Regions from separate parts of the Homo sapiens genome. Here all the other regions are linked to region 1. The links are chromatin loops, found by intact Hi-C in ENCODE. Cell type or tissue: heart right ventricle. All regions are shown on one strand.

Region 1 (2,500 bases):
TACAGAACTCAAACATCAAAGGTCAAGTAGCTTCTAGCCAGGAAAAGTGGTGGCCCCCTCAGCCTAGCCAGCACCAACCAGCATGGGTGGAGACTCAGCCTGGCAGTAAGGGCATTTCCTGGGTTTCCTCTGAAGCAGAGGAGAAATAGTGGGTCAGCCAGGCTGCTGGACTGAACCATGAGCCAGAAGGCCAGAATCACTGCAAGACAGCTCCAGCCCGCACACCTCAGTTGTGCTTTTGAAAACAGGTACAAAGCTGAGGCATGGGAGCTGTGACTGAAGTCGCCCTCCTGGCTGGCCTCGTCTTCTACCTCTGCTTCCACAGCTGGGTGACTTGGCCATAGGCCCAAACAATGGACAACCAGTTCCACATTAGGAGGCATCACGGACGCATCTGAGAGGAAACATGATTGAAGGACAAGCTTGGCCTCATGGAGGGCTCTGGATTCATCCCTTGAAGAACGCAGTGATCAAACAAAACCAAGAAGCAGGCCTGGAGGGAGCACTCTGGGATGCCCCCAAGTCCCCTCACCATTTACAAACCAGCACTGAGTTCTCAGCCTCCGCTCCTCAGGACTAGGAGACAAGATCCGGACAGGCAGGACAGGCAGCAAGCCGACTGTGAGCAGCCTGGGGGCGCAGGTGTAAAATACAAAGCCCTTTGAAGGTCCAGACAATAAGAGTAAAGATGTTAAGATTGCCCAGGAAAAGAACTTCACTGACACTGAATTTGGGCAACACCTAGAACAGACAATATTAAGATATCAATTCTGAGAAAGACTCACAGGAAAGGCTGTTTAGGAGGACACTAGAGACAAACACAGGGAAAATAAATACAGGGGCTCTGGGATCCCCCCACAGAAGCTACTAATGCTATTTATTGGCTTGGGTCACTTTTGAGAATAGAAAACCATTTTTTGGCAAAGCTGTACAAACTCCACATCAGGGCGTCTCCTGCAGTTGGGGACACAAGATGGCCACAGTGACCGGGCTCTTCATTAAACTTCCTCATAACCCGCTACGGTGTTCAGAAGCTAAGACGTGACTTCCAGAGCCAGGCCAGGCATGTGGAGGCCCCTGACTGTGGGCGTGTCAAGCCCTGGCTGGGGAGCCTGCTGCCTGCCCGGCCACTCCTCAGCTGTGGCTGTGGCTGTGGGCATGGCCGGACGGCGTGCACACTGGGCCGTCCCCTTTTGCGCAGGGTGGAAGGGGGAAGGAGGGTGGGACTCCATGGGCTCCACGATGTCTTCTAGCCCTGGTATTCTGTGAGACTAACTTCGCCCTGGTCATTCACCATGGCTAGGCACCAAGTGCCATCTAGTGGCACCGCGGGTCCACTTTCACAACACTCCAACCAAAGACTGCAGAACAAACCAACTCTTACCCACTTTAACTCCGGGGGTGAGGGCAGAGGAGGCTGGAAGGGTGAGCACACTTCATGGTAGTGATGGGACATACTCATCTCAAGAAAATATACTTTAAGACGTCTTGCTTTCCTTAAGAAAGCAACACTTTTTTTTTTATTTATTTATAAAGGCTAACCATATCCATTTGTCAATATTTTCGGCTTTAAGGAAAATAGTTTAAAAAACATAAAAAGGTAAATACACTCAAGAGTAACTGCTATTAAACAGTTCTGAACAGGCAGAAAATGTAGACTTTCCTTTAACAGAAAATGTTAAATCTGTAATAGCAGCATAATTTATATATAGAAAAAAGCTGGTTTTGAAAACCCAGATTTATACCCAAAACATTTTTTTTCTGTACAACTGCGTTTACACTGGGAAATAAGTTTCTTCACATTATGTTCATTCCCATCAGGTACAGGTGTGAGCTTGAGTTTGATCAGCCAGCCCTGAGCGCAAGCTCAGCGCTCAGCACAATCTTCAATCCAACACCATGGCAGAAAGCGCATTTAGATCTTTCATGTATGGGTGGGCCACCAAGATCTGGTCTATTTTCAGTCTTTGCTCTGAGTCAGGGAAGATCTTCAGAAGGGCTTCCCTCAGCTCGTTGGTTTCTGCAGAAGATCTCTGAGCTGGCATGGGCAGGTTCTGCTGGAGACTGGGGAGGGCTGGCAGCAGTGGGAAGTGGGGCTGCTGAGGGAGCCAGTGGCTTGAAGGGGCTCCCTGAATCCGGGTCGGAGGCTGGTGGCTGGTGCTGGCTGCCTGGGTGCCAGGGACTCTGAAGCTGGGGTCAAACATGCCCACATTTGGCAGGGCACTGAGTAGGGGCTGCATATCTCTGTGAATGGAAGTGAGTCCTGGTGAGTTGGGTTATAAGTAAACAAAAAATCATAGAGCTATTTTAGAAGGTACCTGCGGCAGGCCTTGAGGCTCAGGATGCCGCTCCCTGGCTTCCAAAGGCAGGATGCAAGACTGAGGTGGAGATGGTGCCATGAGACACCCACAGAGGAGCCTGCGGGGATTTCACTGACATCACCTCAAGGCGTGCCAGGGAATCAATGCGCTCTATGAGGGAGCACCACCCTCCCAGGTCT
Region 2 (2,500 bases), 260 kb before region 1:
TTTCAAAATAGCATGGCTATCTTGCACTTCCTGATTTTTTTTTTTTTTAGTTTTTGTCATTTTCTATAGATGCCCCCCAACAGGAGGTGAAGATTTTACCTTTTTTCTTCCGTTGTCCCCACTGTATCATTTTTATACCTTAGATCTCGCAATAAGAATTTTTTTCTTGTTTTTTTGTTGTTTTTTTCTTGTGAATACTAATACATCCATATTAGTATTTACATTATTATGATTATGTAAATGCTTTTCACAGCAGGAGCCACATGGTAAACTGTGATCACTTTTCCTGTTCCTATTTTTGTTTTTCTCTACTTTTTAAGAATATTTTCAGAGTTAGCTGTCTTGTTTCTTTTGTTTACTTTTTCACCAATCGTCTAATTCTGTCAAGACCTTCAGACACTTTAGGTGTTCTATCCATTTTATCTTCTTAAGCGTCCGGTCTGAACTGGTTGTTTTTGACATCCGGTTTTATGGCTTCCTTCCTAGGTTCTCCCTTCACCTCTCACCATGTTGGATTTCCTGTCTCCTGTATTCCATTTCTTGCTCTTTCTTGGTCCATTCCCTCATTTTTGTGGTGTTAACTCCCTGATAGTTTCCTGAGAAAGCTTGCATGAGTGGTAAATGTTTTAGACTTTGCATATCTGAAAATGTCTTTATGTTTCCCTCATACTTGATTAGTAATTTGAGTAAAGAATTCTGGTTGGAAATAATTTTTCTATAGAATTGTACTTTGCCTCCATTTTACTTCACTTTCCCATTTCCAGTGTTGCTGTTGGTAAAACTGATTCCATTCAGTTCCTATCCTTGCAGACCTGCTTTACCCTGAAAACTTTCAGGTTCTTCCCTTTATCCTGGGATTCTGAAATTTCCTAATAATCTGCCTTGGCATGGGTTTCTTTTCATGCATTTTTGCTCATTCTTTCTTTGAATTCTTCCTGTTCTTTGGTTCTAAAATTTTTCTTAAATTCTTTTATTGATGACTTTTCCCCTTTATTTTTTGGAACTCCCATGACTTGGATATTATGTTTCAGACTTATCTTTTCTCTCCTATTAGTCTCCACTTTTATGTTTTGCTCTACTTTCTGTGCAGACTTTCTCAGATTTATCTTTTAAAAACCCTCTGAATTTATTATTTCAAAAACTTTCTCTGCATGTTCTTTTATAGTATCCTGTTCTTGTTACATAGTTGTAATATATCTTATCTCCATGAGAAAGATACTTATAGATATATTTTAAAATTTTACTTCTCTGACCACTTGGTATATTAAAAAGAAAAAGAAAAAAATTACTTCTCTTTAAGCTGCTTTTATCTGTTTATTATATATTTCTTTTAGTCTCTTTTATATTAGAGTCTTTCATTAGATATCTGGACATTTTTGTTTGTGTGTTTATATTTAATAGTAAGGGACAAAAAGGCTGATTGGAGGCTATGAGCATAGGAGTGGGGCTTATCAACAGTGAGTTCCACAATAGAGTCAGCTGGCTGTGCTGTTTGGTTGAGGAATCTTCTACTCAATAGCTTTAAGTCTTCCTTCTTAGGATGGTCAGATTCCTCAGAGAAGACTTCCTGTCTCTTGCCTTGAGAATGAAGGCCTGGCTGCCATCATTCTGGGAACCAAGCAGGGGAAGAATGATTGGGGTCGGGGGTATCACTGCATTCAGCATCCGTGTATATGCATTCACCTGAGCTCTTGTTTTCAGCATAGTATATGTTCTTATCAGCTGTGCCCAGGGTCCCCTGTGCAGAGAACCACTGTTTTATGTTCTTAAGAAAATAAACTTCCAGTGTTTTGCTGGGGTGGGGGAGGGGATCTGGGATCTGACTGCTTCCTAAATTTATTTCAGCCAGTCCTCCTTATTTTAGCACATCAGCCCCTCCTCCCTTTTACCCTTGCTTAAAATATTATTAATGCAAATTGATTTGTAAAATTGAGGAAAACTTACTTTGTGAAAGTTTTTATTTTTTTCTTGTTTATTTCTGTGCTTTGAGCTGCCTCGTGCTTCCTGTTTTTTTTCTGTTTTTGTGATCTTAGAACAGGATGGCCTGGGACATGTGTCTTATTAAGCAGGAGACCATACATTCTGGTTTGCTTGGCACATTCCCAGTTTATGCCTAATATTAATTGCACTCTTTTTTAGTCTCAGAAGTGGGTTTTGTTTGGACGATAAAAAAGTACAGTTACCTTACTTAAAAGCCCTGGTATTTGGAGGTAAGGGTTTGATTTGGTTCAGTTTTGCTACTTTTTATTGTAAGATCATTACCTTCTGGCTCCATAACTGGTTCTTTTTACTATGAAGAGTAAAATAGTGAACATTATTTAAGATTTTAGTAGTTTCTTATATAATATCTTTAGACTTTCAGTTTAATTTATATTGGGACATTTTTTCAGGTTATCTGACAGATTCTCCCATTAGACACTTACAGTTATCCTGTTGAAAATAATTTTAGAGTATTCCCCTGACACTTAAATTTTTTCAACAACTGTTTTGAAGCAAGTTC
Region 3 (2,500 bases), 270 kb before region 1:
GTTTGAGCCTAACAGTTTGAGACCAGCCGGGGCAACATAGGGAAACACTTTTGTCTCTACAAAATTTATATTTAAATTTTTTAATTTTAAATTTTAATTTTTGTCTCCACAAAAATTAAAAAATTATGCAGGCACAGTGGCATGCACCTGTGGTCCCAGCTACTCAGGAGGCTGAGATGGGAGAATCATTTAGGCCTGGGAAGGTCCAGGCTGCAGTAAGCCATGATTGTCCCACTGCACGCCAGCCTGGAGACAGAGACATTATCTCAAACAAACAAACAAACAAACAACAACAAAACTGTTTCTGATTAATCTGACATTATTAGAATCAGATTTGCATGTTGCATTCATTGTTCTCACTGGTCTCTTTGTTGATCTGATGGAAATTGCCTTGGGAAAGCATGAATTTACATTTCGTGGTTTAAGGGATTCATAGCAATTGTAAGTTGTGAGAAAACATACCTATAGTGTATGTGTTAAAGAACATGTTTAAATGTAGGAACCATGAACTGCTTATAAAAGAATATGATGCTTTTTTAATATCTTGTTTTCTATGTGCCTTATTCAAAGGGATCCCTATCCATAGACAGGGATGGGAAACTGTTTCAGAAACTTTTCTATAAGAAATGGTTATTTTTATTCTCTTTTATTTGCTCACTTAAAATTCTTACGCATTTAAAAAGTATCATTACTGGCCTTGTGTAGTAGCTCATGCCTGTAATCCCAGCACTTTGGGAGGCCAAGGCAGGCAGTTGCTTGAGCTCAGGAGTTCAAGAACAGCCTGGGCAACTTGGTGACACCCCATCTCTAAAAAAATAATAATAATAAATTTTAAAAAAGACTCATCACAAGATTTTAGTAAATAAACAATGAGGCGTGCAGATCAGAGTAGAGAATTGATTTGGGTGATTTCTTCTGGCAATTTCAAAAGATATTTTTGTTGCCTAGACTTCTTATTCTTGCATGTACCACTAGAGGCTATAGTTTGCTTTCGTAAAGGAATTGGCATTTCTCTTGGACCAAACTCAAAGAAGCTGCGTCTAGGGCCTAAATCTTCTAATTTTAGCTACAGAGTAAGTATTTGATGGCATTTAGAGAGTGAGTTCGTGGAATTAATGCTATGTGAAATTGACATCATAAGCACGTGACATGTAGGTAATTTGTTCTTATTTCTTTTCACATTGGTATTGATTATTTGATAAGGCTTGGAAAGCACTTATTCAATACCTGACACACAGTGAGCATTCACTAAAAATTAGCTTTAACCATTATTTAAATTCTATTAATAAATTCTCAGGAGGACAAATTTAGATTTACAAGCTTCAGTATGAGTTTTTATAAATTTCAATCTGATTTTTTAATTGCCTTCTAAAATATTTATCCTATTCTCAGCATTATTACTTAATTTATACGGCAGAATTATGGGAAAATGCATTTTTCTGTTGCCTACTAATGGACAGTGTATAGTGTCATGGTTCTCACCACTTACAAACATCACTGGATTAAAATAAATCTCTATTTTAAATCCTTACTGACATATAAAATTTGTTCTTTTTTTCAAGTGAATATGCTTTTGTGTATGTGACTGTATTAAGAAAATTGAGTCTGAAGAAAATAAGAATTGACTTTATGGGTCTTTTGTAAAAGGAGGTTGTGTTACAATCACCATTGCCTAAAATATTTGTAAATATAACCTTTTTAGAAACGTATATATGGAGGCTGTGATTGTTGCCGAGTAAAAAGTATAAGGATTTGTTTTGTGAATCATTCTATTCAGCCTGATTTTAGATACACCTTGCTGGTAAGTGTTACTTAGCCATCAGTGTACCAGATGTTTGATTAACTACTATAGCAACCTGCCCTTGTGCTGTTGGGGACATATTACCCATCTACCCCGTGAATTATTAAAGCCTGGTGAAAAATTTTATTTCAAACCCTGTTTGGAAGCACGTGGAGAGTAGTGGGGTTCAGTTGTTGAGGAAAGGGTGAGGGCAGAGCATGCACTTAGGTCAGTTATGAATTGAAGGTGAATAGGAGGAGGAGAGAAAGAACAACCGACAATTCCAGCACAACCATGGGTGTGCCTGGGGGAACATGTGGTTCCATGTGACAGTTGAGGCATTTGGGAGACAACCCAGGTCTTGACGTTTGAGTACCGGTCACATGCTCACAGTTAGAGTTCATGAAAAGTTTTGTTTTTCCTCAGCCTTTGAGTAGGCACCACTGTTCCGCAGCCTTAGAATAGCCAAGGAAAAAGAAAGCCAGGGAAAAAGAAAGCTGCTTTGTTATTGTCCTTGCTTATCCTCTCGATTTTGCCACTCACTCTCCCTGTTTTCCCATGTGTGGAACACTTTCCTTTTGCTAAAAGTACCTGCGTATGAGAAGAAGGATGCCGATAAGTTGGGGATTGATTTTAAAAACAAGCAAAGATATGTTTTTTATGGTTAAATGATAATGAGGTGGGAGATGGGGAAGCAAAAGAGAGGCTTGCCTTAATATT

Evidence for each region. A loop is a pair of places that touch in the nucleus more often than their neighbours do. Peaks named below come from ENCODE experiments on the same cell type or tissue, not always from the same donor. Only the 100,000 strongest peaks of a DNase experiment are listed, where the experiment ranks them.
Region 2: it touches region 1 in a loop (2.4-fold over the local background); 11 of 110 quality-filtered maps call a loop at or near these places.
Region 3: it touches region 1 in a loop (2.2-fold over the local background); 11 of 110 quality-filtered maps call a loop at or near these places.

Annotation. Positions count from the first base shown.
Region 1 is chr16:48,541,018-48,543,517 of GRCh38, forward strand. It overlaps N4BP1 (NEDD4 binding protein 1), which reads right to left. Exons shown (of 7, transcript NM_153029.4): 7 at 1-2,244. The coding sequence ends at 1,887. Among named protein-coding and RNA genes, the nearest start is that of N4BP1, 68 kb to the right of the region's middle. RefSeq lists enhancers at 604-1,104, 1,105-1,605. In heart right ventricle, a CTCF peak has its summit at 1,318 (motif pointing left); DNase peaks (open chromatin) are centred at 234, 1,124 and 2,254.
Region 2 is chr16:48,277,859-48,280,358 of GRCh38, forward strand. All of the region lies in intron 8 of LONP2 (lon peptidase 2, peroxisomal), which reads left to right. Among named protein-coding and RNA genes, the nearest start is that of ABCC11, 32 kb to the left of the region's middle. In heart right ventricle, a CTCF peak has its summit at 1,449; a DNase peak (open chromatin) is centred at 1,725; H3K27ac peaks cover 2,500 bases.
Region 3 is chr16:48,270,908-48,273,407 of GRCh38, forward strand. The region is part of intron 7 of LONP2 (lon peptidase 2, peroxisomal); the gene reads left to right. Among named protein-coding and RNA genes, the nearest start is that of ABCC11, 25 kb to the left of the region's middle. In heart right ventricle, a CTCF peak has its summit at 958; no DNase peak of the experiment used is centred here; H3K27ac peaks cover 2,017 bases.